2 separate regions of the Homo sapiens genome follow, and region 2 is linked to region 1. A link is an interaction called in ENCODE POLR2A ChIA-PET data of the cell type or tissue named here. Cell type or tissue: GM12878. All regions are shown on one strand. Each heading gives the region's core, and the rest is flanking DNA. Links, peaks and the distances in the headings are about the cores only. Region 1 holds the start of LOC124901061 (a long non-coding RNA gene). Region 2 holds the start of LYRM7 (LYR motif containing 7).

What was found. ChIA-PET counts read pairs that join two places held together with the same protein. Peaks named below come from ENCODE experiments on the same cell type or tissue, not always from the same donor. Only the 100,000 strongest peaks of a DNase experiment are listed, where the experiment ranks them.
Region 2: POLR2A ChIA-PET joins it to region 1 with 6 read pairs; 8 of 35 experiments call an interaction of 5 or more read pairs at or near these places.

Annotation. Positions count from the first base shown.
Region 1 is chr5:131,219,088-131,232,454 of GRCh38, forward strand. LOC124901061 (a long non-coding RNA gene) reads right to left here and starts at 5,384. Exons shown (of 2, transcript XR_007058932.1): 1 at 5,274-5,384. It also overlaps a transcript of CDC42SE2 not described here. RefSeq lists enhancers at 5,324-5,383, 5,744-5,843. In GM12878, for the core only: no CTCF peak of the experiment used is centred there; a DNase peak (open chromatin) is centred at 5,564; H3K4me3 peaks cover 2,610 bases; H3K27ac peaks cover 3,334 bases.
Region 2 is chr5:131,167,258-131,178,967 of GRCh38, forward strand. LYRM7 (LYR motif containing 7) reads left to right here and starts at 3,687. Exons shown (of 5, transcript NM_181705.4): 1 at 3,687-3,781. The coding sequence starts at 3,764. RefSeq lists an enhancer at 3,361-3,550 and a silencer at 4,461-4,510. In GM12878, for the core only: no CTCF peak of the experiment used is centred there; a DNase peak (open chromatin) is centred at 3,584; H3K4me3 peaks cover 2,003 bases; H3K27ac peaks cover 1,030 bases.

The sequences.
Region 1 (13,367 bases), core at 3,642-8,641:
CATTCACTGAGCTCATACACTTGTGATTTGTCTGCTTTTATTTGTTATAAGAAAATGTTGTACTAAAAATGTTATGCTATGAGAAAATTTTTATTTTAAAATAAAATGTAATTTATGTTAGGTTGTTATACCTTGTGATCTTGACATAGTGACTTCAACATATTACATAGTTGGGGAAAAGCATTTTTGTTATTGATAATGGTATAGATTGCACAAGTAAGTGATAAGCCTACAATCCTCTAATATTTAAAGATTTAAAAATCATCAATAACCATTTAAGTCATGGCAGCTTATATATAAGCCCACATTTGTTGCTTATTCTCAATGTACCTCAATATCCTTTTCAGAATAATAAAATTCTGACCCTTTAAACTCAAAATAAAGTCTGGCCATTTTTTCTAGGAACTGTAAGGCTTTAATACTTCCCTCTATGATAGTGAACAAGTAAGATTGAAAAACACAATTCAATGAGATGAGTCATTAACTATTGTACTCAGAACTTGGGCTGCTATAACATCACTTACAAAAACATCATGTTGTGGCTTTGATACACAATGCAGAAAAAGAGGCGAGGCATGGTGGCCCATTCCTATAATCCCAACGCTTTGGGAGGAAGAGACAGCCAAATCGCTTGAGCTCAGGAGTTCAAGACCAGCCTGAGAAACATGGCAAAACCCCATCTTTACTACAAATTTAAAAATTAGCTGGGTGTGGTGGAATGTGCCTGTAGTCCTGGCTAGTTAGGAGGCTAAGATGGGAGAATCACTTGAGCCCAGGGGGCAGAGGTTGCAGTGAGCCATGATTGCACCACTGCACTCCAGCCTGGGCAACAGAGCAAGAACCTGTCTCAAACAAACAAACAAAAAAAGTTGTGGGTTGCCACAGCAACTGTAATATAGATATCTTTTGGAATAAGATTTTGATTACTTCTGCTTGTAATCACTCTAATTCCTCTATATTTCATGCCAATATGTTTGATCAGGGATTACTGAGAAACACTGAATTTTTATACATGTAGGTTGTCAGCGCATAATGCTGTGGTCATATGCTTACATTTAATTATGCCATTGTTTTAAGAATAACCCTGTTTTAAAAATACTTTTGACCTTTATCTCAGATTTTTGTTTGTTTGTTTGTTTTTGAGATGGAGGCTCTGTCCCCCAGGCTGGAGTGCCGTGGCACCATCTCGGCTCACTGCAACCTCCGTCTCCCGGTTCAAGCGATTCTCCTGCCTCAGCCTCCCGAGTAGCTGGGACTACAGGCGTCTGCCACCAGGCCCGGCTAATTTTTTGTGTTTTTAGTAGAGAAGGGGTTTCACCGTGTTAGCCAGGATGGTCTCGATCTCCTGACCTCGTGATCCGCCCACCTCAGCTTCCCAAAGTGCTAGGATTACAGGCATGAGCCAGCGCTCCTGGCCAGAAAATATTTCTAAGCAAGCAGCATATAACACTTATTTTCATCTGCAGCATCATAGTTAGCTAAGTGACTTTAGGGTACCTTGATAGAATATTCCATTATAGATGTAGAAAACAAGCTAGAATGACAGAAGATAGTACATTGTTTGCGATCACAAAATAAATCAAGGCAGAACTGTTACTGGAATTGTACTCAGGATGAGCCATTCACCAGGTATTGTTTTCCTGACAAGTATGCTATGATGCTATGGCCTGATTACTAGAGCACAGTTCAGTAGAATGTGCGTGTGTCTATGCACATTTGACCACATTTCCAAGTCCTACATACTCTTCTGTGTGTCTGCCAAACCAAAACGTCTATAGGAGTACCTCACCAGAAACCTTTTTTTTTTTTTTTTTTGAGATGGAGTTTCACCCTGCCGCCTAGGCTAAAGTGCGGTGGCGCGATCTTGGCTCACTGCAGCCTCCACCTCCTGGGTTCAAGCAATTATCCTGCCTCAGCCTCTCAAGTAGCTGGGACTACAGGCACCCACCACCACACTCGGCTAATATTTTGTATTATTAATAGAGATGGGGTTTCACCATGTTGACCAGGCTGGTCTCAAACTCCTGACCTCATGCGAGCCACCCGCCTTGGCCTCCCAGAGTGCTAAGATTACAGACGCCCAGCCTCACCAGAGACTTTAAATCAAACTTGTCCAACCCGCAGCCCACGGCCACATGCAGCACAGGATGACTTTGAATACCGCCCAACACAAATTCATAAACTTTCATAAAACATTATGAGATTTTTTTGCGATTTTTTTTTTTTAGCTCATCAGCTATCATTAGTGTTAGCGTATTTTACGTGTGGCTCAAGACAATTCTTATTCTTCCAATGTGGCCCAGGGAAGCCAAAAGATTGGACACCCCTGCTTTAAATGTTCTGCTCATCTATTCTGCCTTCCAGTCAAATCAAAATTCATCAACACCCTTCTGTATGCAAAGCAGCACAGCATTAGCTACTATACAAAATACCAAAAAAAAAGTGAGAAATGTGACCCCACCCTCAGAATTCACAATGTAATATTCTCTTGTGTGAGCACATTACCAGTGAAAAAAAAAACAAAACAAAATAAGTGGCTCTAGAATACCCATTCTTTTTTTTCCAAAAAGTTAAGCTTTCTTGCACTACTTCTATTTCAGGATGGAGAAGCTTCATGCCTAACAGAGTATCTGACTTATTTGTTTCATTTTTTTTCTCCTCAACAAACGATTTCTAACACTTACTTACAAAATTGAATTCTTCTTTCTCATTTTTTCACCTTCATTTACAGCAGTTTTTCCTCTCCCTTTTCCCACTTCCCATTAGCTCTTTTCCATAGGTGAATTGCACAAATTTAATATTTTGTTAATTGTTAAATGTTGGTATTGAGAAGAATATAGCAAGTTACCATTGATTCATATGTATACCTGAAGTCAGAAATCATTTAAATATGAAGAATATTTAGTCAATATAATTTTAGCATAATTAAACAATTAGCAATGTGAATAAGAAATCACTCCCAAACCTTTCAGACAGCTCTGACTCATCATTACATAATGCTCACATGGGTGAGTGTTTCAGAAATTGTTTGAATTCATAAGAAAGAGCAGCTAAGTGTTTCTACTTTAATATATCTGTGATGACAAGAAATTTTCACTCAAATTTTACTAATTTGGGATGGAATCTCATAATGCAAAGATGAAATGGATTTTTCACAAGCACACAGGAAGTCAGTAAGGAGTTCTTGGCCATCCAAAAGTCTCTAAGTCCTGAGATAGATTTTTATATACTGGTTAAAAGCATAGGCTTTTGCTACAAGACTGCCTGGGCTGACCCCCAGCTTCCTCTGTCCCTCAGTTTCCTCATCTATAAAGGGAGAATGAATAATAGTCCCTACCTGAAATTAATTAATATATTTGAACTACTTAGAACAGCACCTGGCACATTATAAGCACTGAACATGTTAGCTATTCTTTGCATTATTTGATAATGACATTGAACCAAAGAAACTAAGACTTTACTAAATGAAATTTTAAACAAACATAAAATGAATGGAGGTGGAGACTCTCCCATGCTGCTGCACTTGCTTTTGTATTTCTACTGCATGTATGTTGTCAGCTGAGTTCCCTACAATCTTGTTTTGGCCTCAGATGGCACACTATCTGCTCCTTATGCAGTTGTTTTATCTCAGCGTCTTCTTTAACAGTGAGATATGCATTGGTGTGGACACAGAAGAGGATGTGAGTGGAGGGCATGGCACCCTTCACTTCTCAATACCATTCCCAGTGATTCCCATAGAAAGACAGACACAATGACAATATCATTTGCTACCTTAATCCTGCCACTTACTCCAGCCTTTGCTTCTGACTCTGCTCCTGCTGCCAAGCTTTCAGCTTTGTCCTAGATTCAAGTCTCCAGCCCTCTCACCCTGAAAGGTATAATAAATGCTGACTGGCTTCTTAGCTAATGTAATTAAATCATTGGCACCCCATCCATTTTCTTAAAATAGCAGATTACTTTCTCCCCTACTTCCAAGCACTGTTTCTTAGCTAATTTGACTCATCATCATCCTATCCATTTACTTAAAAATAGAAAATTGTTTTCTCCCCTTTTTTCACTTCCTTTCCAATCCTATATGGAACTCAAGTGACTATAAAACATAATTGTTTCTTTCTTTCCTCTAGTCCCACCAGACATTTTAATCTAATATGGAGCATCTTCAGACCATCAGGAATGCCCCTTATCTGGCTTTCCCCTAAAAATACCTGGAGCGTGTTTTCAGTCGTCTGGCCCTTGACCTTCGCTTTTGGGATAAGGCATGTTTCTGCAGGATGAGTACTGGGAAGATGTCTGGGGGGGCACAGCTGCCAAGTTTGAAGCTGTCTTATCATTGATTCAACAAACACTGTTGCTTTCTTGTGATCAATATCACAACTCAGATCAAAAAATGCGATTTTCTACATAAAATAAAAACTCCACCCAAATTACTTGTTACCATATATGAACTATTTCTGTTCTGTTTTAAAGCCTATTTCAGTTCTGTTTATTTACTAGATCCTAATTCCTCTCACCCAGTAAAGGACATTGCTCCAATAGTTCCTGCTCCCTAGCCCAGTTTTTAACCCTTCACTAAATCATTTCCATCAGCCTACTACAATGCCATTATTTGTAGCATCTTTAATAAAATGAACAAAAAACCCTTTTTGACTACTTTCCCCTCTATCTACTGCCCAATTTTTTAATAGCTAAACTTCTTAATAGCCATCTGTAAATTCTGTCCTCAACTTTTCCTTTACCACTCTGTCTTGAACTGGCCCCAATAAGGCTTTTGCCCACATGACTCCACCAAAACTATTATCAAAGCCAGCAAGTGTCCTCCATGTTGATCATTCCAAGGGTCAATCCTGAGTCCTCATCTTACCTGACCAGCAGCATTTTATGACACGGATCATTCCCTCCTCCTGGTTGCACCCTCTACACTTGGTTGCCAGGACAGCATACCCTCTTGGTTTTCTTCTGTTTCTTCTCAGTATCTGGCTGATTTGGCCTTTACTGTCTAACCTCTCAGTGTTGGAATGCCCAGGCTCTGTCCTGAGCCTGTTTTTCTTCTCTCTCCACACTCACTTTCTTAAAAATCTCATCTGTTTCCTGGGCCATAAATGCCACCTCTAATCTGAAAACTCATAAATGTATTTCTCCAACTCAAGCCTCTCTCTTGAACTCCTGACTCACATATCTAACTATCTAGTCAACATCTCCACTCGAATATCTACTGGGTATCTCAAACTGAATAGATCTCATAGAGAATTCCAGATCTTACTTTTCTAACCTACCTCATCTGCAGCCTTCATGGTAACTGCATCCTTTCATCTGCTCAGGTCAAAAGTCTTAGAGTTAGCTATGAATCTTCTCTCTCTGCCACATCTCACATCCAGTCTGTCAAGAGTTCCTGTTGGGTTCTCCCTTCAAATATATGCAGTATCTGACCACCCACCACTTCCTTGGTTACTGCCCTGTTCTGAACCACCATCCTTTCTCACCTGGCCTAACCCAATAACCTCCTCCCTATCTCTCTTCCTCTAACTTAAACTCCATAGTCCATTCTCAAAACAGCAGCCAGAGTGAGCTTCATAAATGTAAGACAGCTGCTATCATTCATCTGTTCAAAGTCCTGCAATAACTTCCCATTTTACTCAGAACGAAAGTCAAAATTCTTACAAGAGGCTCAACATTGCCTCTTTTAAGAGTGAAGCGTGCTGAATGGCCACAGAGAAAAGGGTGACCGCAGCAGATGCAGGAGCCAAAGCAGAAGGTCAGGCAAGGGAGTAGGACAAGGCAGCAGGACAAGCAGAAGCAGCATCTGGGTAGAGTGAAGGCATCAGGCCAGCAGCAGCCCATGTGGGGGTGCCCAGCAGGGGACCTAGAGGCAGAAGCAGCAGACTGGAAGACAGGGAATGGGGGGTCCACATGAAGCAGCTATGGTGGGCATGGCAGGCAGAGAGGGTAAGCAGTGGCCGCCGTGTGAACAGTGGCTTAGGTGGAGCCCTGAGCCAAGCTCAGAGGATAGCAGCAGCCTGGTTGAAATCGAAGTGGTGGCCCAGAGCCAGGGGAAGCCCAGAGCAAAGCAAAGGAACATTACACACAGTGGCTTCTCTTGATTCATGACACTATGTAACAACCTCTAAAAACCCTGGAGAGGTGTCCATAGGAGAGAACCTTGAAAGAAGTCTAGAGTGGTACAGTTATTTGTGTGAGAGCTTTCAAACTAACGGGATTTCAGGCCTAAATATTAAGGTGATTTTATGCGTACCTACAAGCCAGGGAGTTATAGGGACATTCAGAGCTACATACTTGTTTATGACTGTCCTAAAAGAAACTGTCTCATACAGTAGCAAGGTCAAGATTTCTGAAAAACAAACACAGAGGCTAATCCTGTGGGTGATTGAATTACAAGGCAATTTGAATTTACAACCCCACAGGATCACTTTTGTTCAAGTACAACACTGATTGGGAAGAAGTGGGACTTTGGAAATTGGCATGAGGAGTCTATAGAAAGATTTGAATGAAGCTTGGTCATTGACCTCTATGTTCCGCCAAGGCTCCTTTGCTTGCCCTACTTCCCTGCCTGAGAAAGTCAGTCTCCCCTTGCATGAAGAACCTGGAAGAGTGACTTTGTAAGAGACAAATCCTCCTCAGGACCTATCCCTACTATCTCTCATTGTTTCTAGACCTACAACCAGATTTAAATCACAGCAGGCCTCAGGAGGTCAGTTACCAAGTGTGACCTATGAGAAGGAACTAAACACACCAAAAAAAAAGGTAAGATCTTACCAATTGTGATTGATAAAAATGTGTGGAGCATGTTTGGCATCCCAAGAGTGTTGGATCAGGGTGGAAGGAATTTAAAATAGGATCAGGCCGAATTTATTGTTATGGGTACATGAAGCAGAGATTCTTGATTTGATGTGTTAGCTCAAGAAACTGAAAGTGGCTTTAACCATTTCCATGGCTGTTCACTGAAACCTGGAACCGAAGGATAATTGGTCCTGGGGTAGCAAGGATCAACTGGCCCTGTTTAATTGCCAAAGACAGGATGGGTATGGTTGACACAATTGGTGGCGAAGCGAAGTAGTAACCAGAAACGATTGTCTTGCAGAGATCTTTGGTGTTAGCTAATTGCTCATGGTTGTCTCAAGTCTGAATTAGGTGGACAGTCTACTGAAGTCTCACTTTAGTATAGCAATTTAGTATCATTTGTATGTAGTATGATTTGAATAAGCAGGAAAGCTCTAGGTTTGATAAGCAGAAGTCTGCCTTTAATTACACAATAGTCTTGGCCCCTTAACAAATTCCTACACTTGAACCAATTCACAAATTTAGAGACCCTTGAATAAAGAGGAGGCCAAGTTCCTGAAGGAATAATCCTGATACATAGCCAAAAGTTTATGTCATAAATCTCCCTCCTCACCTTCCCTAAAGGGGCCTGCAGTCATTCATTTACCAGGGTGATATGCATTGGGGAAAGTGGAATAGCCAAACTTTGTAGAGATTACAGAACACTGGCTTTAAACTGGCACTAATTCCTAGAGGACCAAAGCACCGCTATGGTCCACCAGCCAGAGTAGGGGCTTATGAATGAAGATCAGGTGATTATTGAAGTTTTGGCTGTGATTGGCTTCACAGCAAGTTCAGTAGGTTGTTGAACTCACCCTGTGGTTATTTATCCAATTCTGGCATGTTTAGTTGGAATAGACTTACTCAGCAGCTACCAGTACCCCTGCATTGGTTTCCTTACTCTTGGAGTGAAGGTTATTATAGTAGAAAGGCCAAATGAAAGCTACCACAACTGCCTCTACTTACCAAATAAATGCTCTCACTGGTTTGCTTCCCTGATCAGACCCTAACTCATACAATTACTAAGTAAGACTATTTTAGAGCTTATCTGAGTTACTAATATGATTCTAGCTACATATAGTTAGGCATAAATATAAAATAAAGAAGACCAATGACCTGGTCAGTTCAGCAGCTGGCCAGTCCAGAGGGAACACCATCACATCATTAATATTCATGACATTTTAAAAGAAATTACAAGGCTGGGTGATGACTCACGCCTGTAATCTTAGCACTTTGGGAGGCCAAAGTGGGAGGATCGCTTGAACCCAGGAGTTCAAGTTTACAGTGAGCTATGATTATGCCAATGCACTCCAGCAGCCTGGGAGACAGAGTAAAACCCTGTCTCTAAAATAATACTATAATAATTACAAGATGCAGTCTTATAAGGAAGAAAGACTTTACATCTGTTAAATTTAAATTATGTATTTGGTTGGCGAGGTACAGTGGCTCACGCCTGTAATCTCAGCACTTTGGGAGACTGAGGCAGGTGGATCACTTGAGGTCAGGAGTTCTAGACCACCCTGGCCAACGTGGTGAAACCCCGTCTCTACTAAAATACAAACTAATAAATAAATAAATTCTGTATTTGGTAGATCATGATTCAATGTCAGATTGAGTGGATTTGTTTTATAAAACTAAAATTGAACATTAATTTATAGAATTTTATTTTATTTTTGACACATTTAATCATCCTTTGGCAACATTTCTTACCAAGTATAAAAACGAAAAGTTCTGTTTATTTGCATTATTGAAATCCAGTGGCTTTCAAATATGGGATAGTTCAATAACTTCCAGAATTCTAGAATTGGAGGTGATATAAAGAAGTTTAAAAAAGGAAATTTGGCCAGGTGCAGTGGCTCACGCCTGTAATCTGAGCACTTTGGGAGGCCAAGGTGGGCAGATCTCTTGAGTGCAGGAGTTTGAGACCTGCCTGGGCAACATGGCAAAATCCTGTCTCTACAAAAAAATACAAAAATCATCCGGAGGCTGGGCGTACTGGCTCATGCCTGTAATCCCAGCACTTTGGGAGGCCAAGGCAGGCAGATCACTTGAGATTAGGAGTTAGAGACCAGCGTGGCCCTGTCCATGGTTAGTAGAGACCTTGGCGAAACTCCATCTCTACTAAAAATACAAAAAATAGCCAGGCATGGTGGTGTGCACCTGTAATCCCAGCTACTTGAGAGGCTGAGACATGAGAATCGCTTGAACCTGGGAGGTGGAGGTTGCAGTGAGCTGAGATTGCACCACTGCACTCCAGCCTGGGAGACAGAGCAAGACCCTGTTTAAAAAAAAAAAATTATCCAGGTGTGGTGGTAGGTACCTGTAGTCCCAGCTACTCAGGAGGCTGTGGTAGGAGGATAGCTTGAGCCCAGGAAGTTGAGGCTACAGTGAGCTGTGATTGTGCCACTGCACTCCAGCCTGAACAACAGAGCAAGACCTTGTCTCAAGAAAGAAAGAGAGACAGAGAGAGAGAGAAAATGAAGAGTAAACACAGAGCAACTCTGGTCCTGATGGCTTTCAATTTCCCATGAAGTCCATTGGAATTCTGGCTTCAGTCTTTGACTTCTGTGAGATTTATATCCTTTATGTGAGTTACTCAAGGCTCTGTTCCCTGCAATAAAAGACACATGACTCTAAAAGTAATTAAAATTACATTATTTTTTCCTATAGTGCAAATACCAGCAGCTTTAGCTCCTTACCGTCTTTTAGGGTGTATATCCTCATCATGGACAGAATGTTTGTGTCCCCCTCAAATCACATGTTGAGGCCCTAATTCCCAGTGTGGCTCTATTTGGTAAGGGGCCGCTGAGGAAGTGATTGAGGTTATGTGACCATAAGGATGGGTTTATAAGAAGAAACAACAGAGAGTTTGCTAACTTGCTCCCTTGAGCACATGCACCAAGGAAGGCCATGTGAGGACACAGCAAGAAGGCAGCTGTCTGCAAGCCAGGAAGACAGCTCTCACCAGAAACTAAATTGGCTAGAATCTTGATCTTGGACTTCTAGCTTCTAGAACTCTGAGAAAATTAATTTCTGCTGTTTAAGCCATCCAGTGTGTGGTATTTTGTTGGGGCAGCTGGAGCAGACTAATACAATCCTGAGGTTCTTTCAGAAGTATATCCTGAAGTTTCTGAAGTCCCAGAATGCTACTGTGTGGAGCAAAATCAACTCATTCTCATGGAGAGAACCAGGCTCTCATTCCTAGAAATTTAAAAAACTACATAGACTTATAATTACCTTATGGGGTGTGTGTGTGTGTGTGTATGTGTGTTTTTAGAGATCGGGTTCTTGCTATGTTGTCCAGACTGATCTCAAACTCATGGACTTAAGTGATCCTCCCACCCCAGCCTCCCAAAGTTCTAGGATTACAGGCATGAGCCGCTGCACCCAGCCTATTTTTCTTTTATTTAATATAAACTGAACATTAATTAACCCTATACAATTTCTTCCTGTAGCCTGTAATTTAATTTACTATGTAATTTTATTTTTGTTATTATTATTATTATTATTTTAATTGAGAAGGGAGTCTCACTGTGTTGCCTGAAATGGTCTTGAGCTCTTGGGCTCAAGCAATTCTCCCGCCTCAGCCTCCCAAGTAGCTGAGACTATGGGCAGGTGCCAATGCACCTGGCTAATTTACTCAGTAATTGTTTTTTTAGCAATTTAAGAAAACTTGGAGCTCTGACCTAAAGTAGGTTGTTTGTTTGTTTTTAAATAAAGAAGAGAGAAAGGCCGGGCATAGTGGTTCATGCCTATAATCCCAGCACTTTGGGAGGCCAAGGTGAGTGGATCTCCTGAGCCCAGGAGTTTGAGACCAGCCTAGGCAACATGGGGAAACCCCATCTCTATTAAGAATACAAAAATTAGCCACGCATGGTGGCACGAGCCTGTAGTCCCAGCTACTCAGGGAGCTGAGGTGGGAAGATCACTTGAGCCTGGCATATAGAGGTTGCAGTGAGTCAAGATTACGCCACTGCACTCCAGCCTGGGTGAGAGAGCAAGACCTTGTCTCAAAAAAAGAAAAAAGAAAACTGTAACAGGTATCTATCTATGTACACAGAGCCAAGATTTAACACTATCATTTTACCATGTTTTCTTTGAATATCCTTTCTTTTCATTTAAGAAATAAAACCTTTCCAATATCATTTATAAGCATGGTATTGATTTTATTTAATGATCTAGTACCCAGAAGCACTAGAAGGTTGCTGAGCATCCTACTTGTTCTAATGACAATTCTGTCGCCTCCTTTTAATTTCGCATAATTTCCTTTGGGCTTGTCCTATTGCTGAATCTAAGGCTTCCAGTACAATGTTCACTGGAAAGCATTAAGGGCAGGCATCTTTGTCCTGTACTTGTCTTCAAAGGAAATTTTTCTACTGTTTCACCACTCATAATGATGTTTGTTGCAGTTTACTGGATACCTATTTCAATTATTAACCAATTTTTGAAAATGTAAACCACTTAAGTATTTCAAACAGGAAAGTTAGCTCGGGGAATTAATTACAAAATTATTGAAAAGGCGAAGGGGCAAAAAAGTGAAAAATGGTGTCACTCCAAGCCCAGGAAGTCTGTGCTTCTGAGCAGCTGCAGCACAGCTATTTCTGCTGCTAGAGGCTGCTGCAGAAGAAAACAAATGGATTCTCTCCCTTTGCCACCTTTTAAATCCCCACCATTGTCTCCTACTGACAGAATTGAACCAAACCACAGCAAGGGAACATGGGAAATGTAGTTGTCAGCCTTCCAGCCCTCCAGTGATAGAGAAGAGAAAATGCAAATGCAGGAAAGAAACCGAAAACTAAAAGTCAAATAAATTTCACAGTATTCTCCTTCACATTAGGGAGTTTCTGTCTATTCGTAGTCTTCCAAGGGGTTTATCGTTTGTTTACGTTTTCTGCACCTATTGAGACGTTAATATAGCTTTGCTTTTTAAATCTCTTAACGAGAATAATGAATTATATTACAGATTTTCTCATTGTTAAACCTGTTTTGCATTTCTGCTATAAAGCCTACTTGATCATGATACATCTATAAACATACATACACACACATGTATGTATATGTTTTCTATATGTGTATTTACATGCTTGATTTTATTTCCTAACATTTTGTTTAGGGATTTTACGTAAATGTTTATCAGCAGTATTGACCTTTAGTTTTTCTTTCTCCTTGCTGTCTTTGTGTAATTTTGTATCAAAGTTATACCAGTTATACCAGTTTGTGTCTTCTCCCTCCTTTTTAATTCTCTGGAAGATTAATTGTTATTTGAAGTTTGGCTTTTTAAAAATCTCCTATAAAACACTAAACCTAGTACTTTAAATGAGGACTTGTTTTAGATTAATGATTGTATTTTCATTCATATTTTTCTTTTTGAATCTGTTTCTGGAATTAATATTTTTCTAGAACATTATCTTTTTTTAAGATTTTCAAATTCAGTGGCATAAAACTATTAGAAGTATTTTAAAATAAATTTTAATATCCCAACTCTATCAGATCATTTTTGTTGCATAACAAATCATGCAAAAGCAACAAAAAAAACATGTATTGTTTGTTATGATTCTGTGAGTTGGCTGAATGGTTTCTTTCGGTCTGGGCCAGTTTGGTTGGGACTGAATGGTCTAATCTAACACGACCTTTCTCATATCTCTGGTGTTTGGCCGGCTGGTTAATCTAAAGAGGCCTATCTGAAATTATCTTGTCTTTTACTTGTGAGTTTAATCAGTTCACATTAATTGTGATTTCTGATGTATTTTAATTTATTACTACCAGTCTTACCTTTGCTTTTTGTTTCTTCCTTTTTGCCTTCTGTTGAAATCATTAACTTTTCTTCACCCTTTCTCTATTTTAGAATTGTTATACTTTTTTTTCTTTTTTCTTTTTTCTTTTTTTTGGAAATGGAGTCTCACTCTGTCGCCCAGGCTGGAGTGTGGTGGCACGATCTCCACTCACTGCAACCTCCACCTCCCAGGTTCAAGCGATTCTCCTGCCTCAGCCTCCCAAGCAGCTGGGATTACAGGTGCGCACCATGACCCCTGGCTAACTTGTATTTTTAGTAGAGACAGGGTTTCACCACGTTGGCCAGGCTGGTCTCAAACTCCTGACTTCAAGTGATCCACCCGCCTTGGCCTCCCAAAGTGCTGGGATTGCAGGTGTGAGCCACCACGCCCACCCTAGAATTACTGTACATTTGTTACCTATTTTTTTTTTCTTTTGAGACAGGGTCTTACTCCAGTAGCCCAGGCTGGAGGGCAGTGGCTTGATCTCGGCTTACTGCAGCCTTGACTTCCCGAACTCAGGTGATCCTCCCACCTCAGCCTCCCTAGTAGCTGGGACTACAGGCGTTCACCACTGTGTCCTGCTAATTTTTGTGTTTTTTGTGGAGACGGGGTTTCTCCATGTTGCCCAGGCTGGTCTTGAACTCCTGAGCTCAAGTGATCTGCCCATGTCGGCCTCCCCAAAGTGCTAGGATTACAGGTTTGAACCACCACACCCTGCCTATACCTATTCTTTTAGTGGTTACCTTAAAATGTTATCCT
Region 2 (11,710 bases), core at 3,223-8,222, 52 kb before region 1:
AACACACATCACCAAGGATCTAATCACTTATCTCCTCTATCTCCACTACTCTAATCCAAGCTACTAACATCTCTTTCCTGGAGTACTTTGAAAGGCTCCTAGTTGGATAACCTATCTGCTTCCATTGTAGTTAATTTGCCACACAGCACCCAAAATGATCTTTATAAAATATAAATCATAATGTCACTCTCCTGCTGGTAATATGCTAGTGTATAACATCACAGAATAAAATCCAACATCCTTACCTTGGCTTATAGGGCCCTGTGTGATCAGGCCCATTGCTGCTGCTTCTACCTCATTTCTTTCCATTTCAACCTTATTGACTGGCATCACGCAAACTCAGTGTGCTAGGCAGAAGATGCCCATGTCCTAATCCCTGGAGCCTGTGAATATGTTACTTTACATGGTAAGTGGGATTTTGTAGATGTGATTAAGTTAAGGATCTTGGAATAGGGAGGTTCCTGCATTATCTAGGTGGGCCCAAAGTAATCACAACAGCCCTTGTAAGTGAAAGAGAGACACAGAAGAGTGAGAGTAAGAGAAGGAGATGTGACCACAGAGGCAGAGGTGAGAGTCTGAGATTTGAAAATGCTCGGCCGGGTGTGGTGACTCACGACTGTAATCCCAGCACTTTGGGAGGCCGAGGTGGGCTATCATGAGGTCAGGCGTTTGAGACCAGCCTGGCCAACATGGTGAAACCCTGTCTCTACTAAAAATACCAAAAATAGTTGGGCATGGTGGCAGGAGCCTGTAATCCCAGCTACTCGGGAGGCTGAGGCAGGAGAATCGTTTGAACCTGTGAGGCGGAGGTTGCAGTGAGCCGAGATCATGCCATTGCAGCCTTGGCAACAGGGTAAGACTCTGTCTCGAAAAAAAAAAAAAAGCTCCATTATTGGCTTTGAAAATGGAAGGAGTTGGGCCAGGTGCGGTGGCTCACGCCTGTAATCCCAGCACTTTGGGAGGCCAAGGCAGGCGGATCACGAGGTCAGGAGATTGAGACCATCCTGGCTAACATGGTCAAACCCCGTCTTTACTAAAAATATAAAAAATTCGCTGGGCGTGGTGGCAGGCGCCTGTAGTCCCAGATAATCAGGAGGCCGAGGCAGGAGAACGGCGTGAACACGGGAGGCGGAGCTTGCAGTGAGCTGAGATCAGGGAGGCGGAGCTTGCAGTGAGCTGAGATCATGCCACTGCACTCCAGCCTGGGCGACAGTAGGAGACTCCTTCTCAAAAAAAAAAAAAAAAAAAAAAAAAAAAGGAAAAGAAAATGGAAGGAGCCAAAAACAGGTAGCATTTTGTAAGTCAGAAGTCCAAATTGAGTTTCACTGAGCTAAAATCAAGTGTTGGCAAGGGTGCATTCCTTCTGGATGCTCTAGGGAAGAAATCATTTCCTCACCGTTTCCAATTTCTAGAGGAGGCTTGCTTGGTTTGTGGCCCCTTCCTCCATCTTCCTCCATCTTCAAAGCCAGCAGCAGAACATCTTCAAACTTCTCCCTGACTCTGCTTCCTTCTTTCACTTATAAGGATCCTTGTGATTACACTGAGTCCAGCACACAATCCAGGATAATCTTCCCATCTCAAAATACTTAATTTAATGACATCTTCAAAGCCTCTTGTCATATATAACATAGTCAGAGGTTCCGGAATCTCAACAGTTATCTTCTGGAGGCCATTATTCTGCCTACTACATAGCTCTGTGAACTTACATGATGAACATGCTGGAATTTCCTGTTCAGTTCTGCGACTTATACTTTGAGATGCAAACTTTAAAAAGACAATGAAATTTCAGAACCTTCCAAATTTATTAAGCCAAGGGGGCAAAGTTAAGCCTTGAAAACTGAGTCATGTAATACAGCTGTTTTTCTTCTCTGGTGCATGACTATTGTTGCTTCCCGACCTTTGTGTTGAGATGTTATACATTAATCAGACTCCCTATTCTTCGTTTCAAACCTGGACTACATAATATTAGAGCTGTAGACCCTTGTGATTGTTACTTTTTTACGATAGAATATTAAGCAACCACCTTAGAGTGTAATCAATACTAGCCAATCAGATCTTAAATCTGGATGTTATCCATTGTTTGGAAAATGTTGTAATTCTGTTTGGCATCTCCATTTTGTCTTATATAAACCATCTTCAATTTTCCTTACGCTGGAAGCACTGATCAGCATTCTTTGGTGTCTACATGTTCCCATATGACTGCCCTTACACTTTACAGTTGAATAAACCTTTTTAACTGGATCCTTAGCCTTTTGATTATTTTGGGGTGACAAGACAAACCAGGCCATGTTCCCAGAACAACTAGAATAGTGAAGAGCCCACCTCATATGTGGAACAGTTAAAGGAGACATGCAGATTTATTTAAGAAAAGAGGAGCCACAGAACTGAACTGATTCTGTCATTATAGAACTGTTTTAAAGTATCAGCAGATGAGGGACTTTGGTTAACTGAATTCAGGACAGTAGCTAGCAAGAAATCATCACAATAAGTTATGAATTTTCAGGAAGCTGCACTATGAGTCTACACTGAAAATGGGGGAGCGGGGACGGGGTATCTTTTAAATCACCGTCAGCATTCAGAAAACACAATGCAAGGTCCAAGATCATCTAGTTTATTGTTTCTCAGATAAAAGACAATATCCAGTATACTTGGTTTAATCGCTTCATTACGTTAAATGTTCTGCAAATCGAATGCATCTTAATTTTAAAAAATCGATTATCTTGTTATTCTCAGAATGACTTGCAATAATTCCTTAGAATAACATAGATCACAGAGAAAGAAAAGGGCCTTGGAAATCCATTGGTCCAGATCTTTCATTTTTAATAAGAAGTCAATTTTACCTAAAAGTTAACCTGAAAGGCTACACGGGTAGGGAAGGAGAACAATTATGCAATAGGAACAATAGGAAAAGGTTGTGGCGCGTTAGTAACGTGACTACAGAGTTTTTTCTTGATGCTTGCAAGGTCATAAGTTGAAACGCACTTAAATACTTATGATTGTTTCTAATTATGATGCTGCTGATTAATTACCCATTTCTGACCTCTTTATCAGCAAAACCAAGGAGTAGAGAGAGCTGAATAGGCAAAATGTAAAGGGTAAAACTAGGCTTTACGGTCAGGCATAGCGGATTTGCATCCCAGATCTCCATTTACTAAATGTGCGAACTTCAGCGAGTAATTTAACCTCACCTTCTATGGAAATAAATGAGAGAATATACGCATAAAATTTTTAGGAGTCAGTGTTCCAATCAATGCCCGCTGCAGCTGTTAGGACTTGGCTTTTATTTATGCACATTTCCAAAGAGATAGTCGCAACTGGGAAACGTTAAAATAAAGGTTCTTTTACAGACGATCCTATACCCTAAACAGGAGGTAACAAAACGCGGGTGCCGACGCCATCCACTATATACAAACCTAGTCCGCCTAGCAGACGATCCCTGCGCCGGAAGTGACTGTGCCCCTAACTAACATGGCGTCCAGGTGATTTCCGTTCTCTTCTGGCCAGTAATTGGGCTCTGCGGCTCCTCGCGATTTTACCAGTTCCCATCCGTTTAGCAAACGCCTTTAGCAAACGCCCGTTTAGCAAACGCCTCCTCCGTCCTTTGGAGGAGGGCGGGGCTAAAAGGGAGATGCTGCCTAGTGATTCGTTGTGGCGCATTAGTAACGCGACTACAGGGGGCTGGAAACAGTTCAGTCTTTGATTGGTTGCTGAGAGGCGGGGCTACTCGACTGCTCTGGAGGTAGCGGCCGCGGTGAGGAGAGCCATGGGACGGGCAGTCAAGGTGACAGGGCCCGGGAAGGGGTGGGTACGATGCCGTCGGGGAGGGTATGTTCGCGTCCTTGAGAAAACTGTCTGGAGTCTCTGGAGGCTGGGGCTCCTGACCCTTTATGGAGGATGTGGCTGTTACCCCAGAGAAGCCAGATGACCAACTCCTAGGGGCAGTTGAGGGTTTGTGCACGTGCGGAGGAGAGCGGGAGGCACCAGTGTGGTTCCTACTTCTTGGTACTAACTTGGTACTCAGTGTTTATCCATGATACAAATCTGCGACTTGAGTTCTGCCCTCGTTTCATCTTCAGACCGAGTATTTGTCTGAGGGACCCATTTCATATCCCTGGGAAGTATAGGAGACGCCAAAGGCTGACCTGAGCAACAGCAGTTCAATGAGGTGAAAGTTTATTCAGATAAACAGAAGGTGCACAGAAGTCTAGCAGCCAAGGAAACCGAACCCCAGCAAAGTTACTTGTCAAAAGTAACAGCAAGACAGAGCAGGGACTGGTGAGACCTGAGCTCACTGAATGAGCTTGGGATGTGATGGCTGTGCTCGGATTATACCTCTCTGAGTACCTACCTGGTCTCAGATTCATTTCTCACGCCCAAGCATGATGCACGTTCCTGCCCGGCGCACAATTCTCATTGGCAGCCATCCTTTAACGTTTAACATCAGCATGGCCAATTGGGATCTGTAGTTGTCACTGGCTGAAACATAAACATGAGGAAATAGCCTGCTATAATATGGTGAAGAAAAGCAGTGTTTATGTCTAGTCAATAATATGGGAACCACCAAGCAGCCTTCATGTACTTTTGTACATAATGTCACAGCACCAATAGAAACAGAATTGCTCAGGGTTATTCATTCAAAAATTTATTTGAATGTCCATAATAGCTATTATTATAGCCAACAACCAACATTTAGCCTATATTGTCTAAGCATAGTGGATGCAACAATAAGCTGAACATCCTTGCCTTCATAAAGAAATCTAGCAGGTGGGGAGACCTTAAACAGTTATTTAATTACAGTTGTAATAAATGCTTTGATTTGAAACTGCAGTGTTTTGTGAGCATATAACTAGGATTTCACATACGATCTCTCAAGGGGCTGGGTGCAGAGGCTCACACCTGTAATCCCAGCACTTTGGGAGACCGAGGCGAGAGGATCACATGAGGTCGAGAGTTCGAGACCAGCCTAGGCAACATGGTGAAACCCTATCTCTACTAAAGATACAAAAATTAGCTGGGCATAGGGGCGGGTGCCTGTAATCCCGCTACTCGGGAGGCTGAGGCACAAGAGTTTCTCGAACCTGGGAGGTGGAGGTTGCAGTGAGCCGAGACTGCGCCACTACACTCTAGCCTGGGTGACAGAGCAAGACTTCATCTCAAAAAATAAGTAAATAAATAAATAATCTCTCAAGGAAGTTCAGACCTGACGTTTGATTAGAAATTAGCTAGAGAAGAGAAAAAAGCATTCTAGAAAAGGCAACTAGCACATGGAAAGTCCTTGAAGTGGGGATTTGGTTGGAAAACTTGGATACAAATGGAATTAAGTAGGATTCATTCCAAAAACACTTTTGGTAGAGCCTACAATATATAGAAGGCACTTATGCTACATGTGGGAAGATACAAAGGTGACCAGTCCAACAAGGGTGACAACAAGATCCTACGTCCAAAAAAAAATAGGAAAGTGAAACCTAGCACAGAAATTATAACCCTTAAAATTAATCCATTATTCAAGAAAATTGAGGCAAAAAGGCTGTTACTTGTCCAAGCTTACATTAAGTGACAATCTCAGATTCAAACTCATCTGACTATAAAGAATCCACTTTTCATCTACACTGCCTGAATTGTCCAATCAGTATAAGTAAATGAGGAAGAGAATACAGTCTGTGACCTGGCTTTCTGCATTTTAATAAAAGTTTATCTGCTCCAAGGTAATGTTAACTCCAATAGTGCTATGGCAATAATGATAACATTTTCTTACACTAGTCCTCTTAAATTAGGGATGCTAATTTGTTGTACTAATGTTGTACTTTAAATAGCATGTAAAACCATTATGTTTACTTACTTCTCATTTTTTTAATCCCATGCAACATGTCTTCTCTGCTCTTGCAATATTAAAATCCCTGGGATTCTACGATGCTTGCAAAGCCCGTATTTTTACCAAGGCAATCCAGGCTTTTACTATCAAGCACCTCAGAGTTATTCCAGCCTCTACACATTACTCAATTCCAAAGCCACTTCCACATTTTTAGATACAGGCATACCTAGGTGATGCTGCAGGTTTGGTTCAAGCCCACGGCGACGAAGTGTATATTGCAGTAAAGCGAGTAATACAAGTTTTTTGGTCCCAGTGCATATAAAAGTTATGTTTACACTATAATGTAGTCTATTAAGTGTGCAGTAGCATTATGTCTTTAGAAAGTACATATGTTGGCTGGGAAAGGTGGCTCACGCCTGTAATCCCAGCACTTTGGGAGGCCCAGGTGGGCGGATCACAAGGTCAAGAGTTCGAGACCCATCTGGCCAACGCAGTGAAACCCCGTCTCTACTAAAAATACAAAAATTAGCTAGGCTTGGTGGCACTTGTCTGTAATCCCAGCTACGCTACTCAGGAGGCTGAGGCAGCAGAATCCCTTGAACCCAGGAGGCAGAGGCTGCAGTGAGCCGAGATCGCACCATTGCACTCCAGCCTGGGCAACAAGAGCAAAACTCCATCTCAAAAAATAAAAAATAAGGAAGTACATACCTTAAATAAAAAAATACTTTTTTGCTATAAAATGCTAACAATTATTTGAGCTTTCAGAAAGTTGTAATCTTTTTGCTGATGAAAGATCTTGCCTCGATGTTGATGGCTGCTAATTGATCAGATTGGTGGTTGCTAAAGGTTAAGATGACTGTGACAATTTCTTAAAATAGGACTACAGTAAAGTTGACCACATTGATTGACTCTTTCACACACAAAAGATTTATCTGTAGCATGCAATGCTGTTTGATAGCATTTTACCCACAGTAGAGCATCTTTCAAATTGGATTCAATCCTCTCAACCCCAGCCACTACTTTATCAACTGAGTTCATATAATATTCTAAATCCTTTGTTGTTATTTCAACAATGTTTACAGCATCTTCACCAGGGGTGAAGTGATGTGAGTGATGATCTTCATAAACTCAAGAATCCACTTTCTTTGCTCATTCATGAGAAGCAACTCCTCATGCATTTAAGTTTTATCGAGATTGCAGCAATTCAGTCACATCTTAAGGCTCCACTTCTTATCCTAGTTTCACTTGCACTTTCCACGTATCTGCAGTTAATTCCTCCACTGAAGTCTTGAACCCCTCGAAGTCATCCATGAGTGTTCAAATAAGTTTCTTCCAAATGCCTGTTATTGTTGCTATTTTGGCCTCCTCTCTTGAATTCTCTGAATGGCATCTGGAATGGTGAATCCTTCCCAGGAGGTTTTCAATTTACTTTGCCTAAATTCATCAGAGGAATCACTGTCTATGGCAGCTATAGCCTTATGAGTCTTTTAAATAAGACTTAGAAGTCTGGCTCACACCTCTAATCCCAGCACTATGGGAGGCTGAGGTGGGCAGATTGCTTGAGTCAGGAGTTCAAGACCAGCCTGGGCAACATGGCAAAACCTGTCTCTACAAAAAGTACAAAAATTAGCTCAATGTGTGGCATGCGCCTGTGCTCCCAGCAACTTTGGAGGCTGAGGTGGGAGGATCGCTTGAGCCCAGAAGATCGAGACTTCAGTAAGCCATGATCGTACCACTGCACTCGAGCCTGGGTGACAGAACAAGGCCCTGTCTCAAAAAAAAAGGACTTAAAAGCCAAAATTACTACTTGGCCTTGACCTGCGGGGCTGCAAAATGGATGTTGTATTGGCAGTCATGAAAACAATATTAATTTCCTTTTACATCTCCATCAGAGCTCTTGGGTGATGAGGTGTGTTGTCAGTGAGCAGTAATATTTTGAAAGGAATCTTTTTTTTTCTGAGCAGATCTCAACAGTGGGCTTAAAATATCCGCGAACCATGCTTTAAACAGATGCACTTTGTTGATTTGTAGAGCACAGGTAGAGTAGACTTAGCATAATTCTTAAGGGTCCTAGGATTTTGGAATGACAAATTATTGGCTTCAACTCAAAGTCACCAGCTTCAATCTCTTTTTTTTTTTTTTTTTTGGTGATGGAGTTTCGCTATTGTTGGCCAGGGCAGAGTGCAGTGGCGCAATCTCGGCTCACCACAACCCCTGCCTCCCAGGTTCAAGCAATTCCCCTGCCTCAGCCTCCCGAGTAGCTGGGATTGCAGGCATGCACCACCATGCCCGGCTAATTTTGTATTTTTAGTAGAGATGGGGTTTCTCCATGTTGGTCAGGCTGGTCTCAAACTCCTGACCTCAGGTGATCTGCCTGCCTTGACCTCCCAAAGTGCTAGGATTACAGGCATGAGCAACATGAGCAACCACGCTCGGCCTTTTTTGGGTGTGTTTGTTTGTTTTGTTTTGTTTTGTTTTGTTTTGAGACAGGGTCTCACTCTGTCACCCAGCCTGCAGTGCAGTGGTGTCATCTTGGCTCGCCGCAACCTCTGCCTCCCAAGCTCAAGAGATCCTCCCACCTCAGCCTCCCGAGTAGCTAGGACTACAAGCACCCTCCACCACGCCTGGCTAATTTTTTTATTTTTTGTAGATACAGGGTTTGGCCATGTTGCCCAGGCTGGTTTTGTTTTGTTTTGTTTTGTTTTGTTTGAGATGGAATCTCGATGTCACCCAGGCTGGAGTGCAGTGGCACCATCTCGGCTCACTGCAACCTCCACCTCCCAGGTTCAAGCAATTCTCCTGCCTCAACCTCCCAAGTAGCTGGGATTACAGGTGCCCACCACCACACCAGCTAATTTTTTGTATTTTTTAGTAGAGACAGGGTTTCACCATGTTGGCCAGGCTGGTCTTGAACTCCTGTGCTCAAGCGATCCACCCACCTCAGCTTCCCAAAGGGCTGAGATTACAGGCGTGAGCCACTGCATCAGCCTGCGTTAGCTTATTAAGAGCTAATTAAGCTCTTATTAATAAGGATATTTCACATTTTACTTCCCCGTTCATGAGTTCATGGACATTTAGGTTATTTCTACTTTTTCACTATTATGAATAATACTACCATGAACATTAGCATACATGTTTTTGTGTGAACATGTTTTCATTTGTCTTGAGTATATACCTAGTAGTAGAATTTCTGGGTCATAAGATAACTGTAGGTTTAACTTTTTTTAGCAACTGCCAAACTGTTTCCCAAAGCAACTGTACCATTTTAAATGCCAAACAATGTATAAGAGTTCCTATTTTTCCATGTCCTTGTCAACTCTTTTTATTGACTGTCTTTTTTACAGTAGCCATTCTACTGGGATGAAATGGTATCTCATTGAGGTTTAGATTTGTGTTTCCAGATGGCACATGACATTGAACATCTTTTTATGGCTTATTGGCCATTTATGGGTTTTTTTTTTTTTGGAAGAAATATCTATTCAAATTCTTTGACTTTTTATTTTTCTTAATTTTATTTTAGATTCAGAGAGTACATATGCAGGTTTATTACATGGGTAAATTACATAATGGTGAGGTTTGGGCTTCTAGTGAACCCATCACCCAAATAATGAATATTGTACCCAATAGGTAATTTTTCCACCCTCAACCCCTTCCTATCCTCCTCCCTTTTGGCGTCTCCCTTTTGGCGTTCTATCCACAAAGGCGTACCCTTTGCTTAGCACCTACTTATAAGTCAAAATATGCAGTATTTGATTTTCTGTTTCTGAGTTATTTCATTTAGGATAATGGTCTCCAGCAGCTGCTGCAAAGGACATGATTTCATTCTTTTTTAGTATTCTATGATGTATATATACACCACATTTTCTCATTTGTGTCCTATAAAGCAAACAGCTGCCCTCACAGTTCTACTAGCACCTAGTACTTTAACATCTTTGATGTTATTATTGCTATAAAAATTACCCACAGCTGAGCCCTTTAAGTACATTATATGATTGTCTTTTTTCCCATTTCTTCATCTTTAAATTAATAACTGCCTTTTAAAAATTATTACTTTTTAAAAATATCCTTTAATAGATATCCTAGATATCTGTTCCCAAATTCTAGGCAAAACCAGTCTACCAGTTTCATTTTTCCTTGCAATAACTTTCCTGGAGCAATTCAGTCTTTTGCTATAGTCCTGCCTAGTTGCTTTCTAGTCTGGCTGCACAAATGTTGACTAGCATTTGTCCTTCCCCATGGTCTTTGCCTCTCCCATGTTAGACTACCTGTCTCCTGGGTTCCCATGTCTTTTCCTTTTGTGATTCATTTCCTTATTTTGGTGGAGGATATTCTTCTGTAGCTTTCCAATAAAGTGTGTATGACAGATAAGAGACTTTGCATTTCTGAAAATATGTATTTGCCCTTGTCTTTGAGTGATAGTTTGAGTATCTATGGTGTTCTAAAGCAGACATTTTTTCAAAACTTGAATATGTTATTCCATTGTCTTCTTACAGTGGTGCTATTTAGAAATCAGGTACCATTCTGATTTTTTCCATCCTTTACATGTGAAATGTTGATTCTCTGAGATTGTTCTCATTATCAGCATTGCACTGAACTTAACATCATGCTGTGCTGTGTTATGAGTTTTATGTTGGGCACTTGGTGGAACCCTTTCTATCTTGTAATTCGTGTGCCTTACTTGGTGAAATTTTTTTTCTTCCCTTTTACCCAAATATTAAGTGAAAATTTTAAAATTTCTTCCCTCCCTTTTCTCTTTTCTCTCTTGTTGGCCCTTCTGCTAATCTAGCTGTTGGGCCTTCTCCCTTAATTTTCTTATCTTTCCTCTCCTCAATTTCTGTTTCTGAACTTTTATTCTACATTCTGGGCAATTTTTCTCAACTTAATCCTTACTTTCACCTGTTTGATAGCCAAGAGCTTTTGGGAGTTTTTGGAATGTTCCTTTTTAAATTTACTGTAGCTTTTCATTGATGTTATTCCATCTCTGCGATAACATGTTTCTGAGGAAGTTTTTTATGGCAGCTTGGTTTTTATTTTTAAATTTTTTTGCTCTGTTTCTTATTTCTGTTTTCATGTCTGCCTTTGATGTTATAGGTTTTCTAATATACGTAAAACACTTAAAATGGTGTCTAGCACACAGTATGCTTAGTAAATGTTAGACAGTATTTGCAGAACAGACTGGAGGACAGGAGGGTGTGGTGGCAAAGTGACAAACCTTTGTAAGTAGTCTAAGAGATGGGGAGTGCCTGAACATAAGTGATTTTGTTGAGAGAGGATAAAAGAAAGATTACAGAGACATTTCTAAAGTTTCCACGACAAGAGTAAGGTATAATAAAAGGATGACCTACTGATTTCTGGCTTCAGAAACTTGGTGGCCTCCAATAAGTAAAATAGAGAAGAGTGGAGGAAGAGCAATATTGAGAGAACAATATTGAGTACCTTTTTGGACTTGAGAAGTGTGAAGTGACCTCAGCATATCACTAAAGCCTCTTCACAATCTGTCTTTTACCAAAATGCCAGGCTCTTTTCTCTCTTTTTATTTTTTTCAATACAGACTCAGAATATTCATAAGTCTCAACATTTCACTTATCTTTTATGAAATAGCAATTAAAAGGGCCAGACGTAGTGGCTCACACCTGTAATCCCAGCACTTTGGGAGGCCAAGTCAGCGGACCACGAGGTCAGGAGTTTGAAACCAGCCCAGCCAACATGGTGAAACCCCGTGTCTACTAAAGATAACAAAAAATTAGCTGGGCGTGGTGGCACACGCCTGTAATCTCAGCTACTTGGGAGGCTGAGGCAGGAGAATCGCTTGAACTCGGGAGGTGGAGGTTGCAGTGAGCCGAGATTGTGTCATTGCACTCCAGCCTGGGTGACAAGGTGAGACTCCGTCTCAAAAAA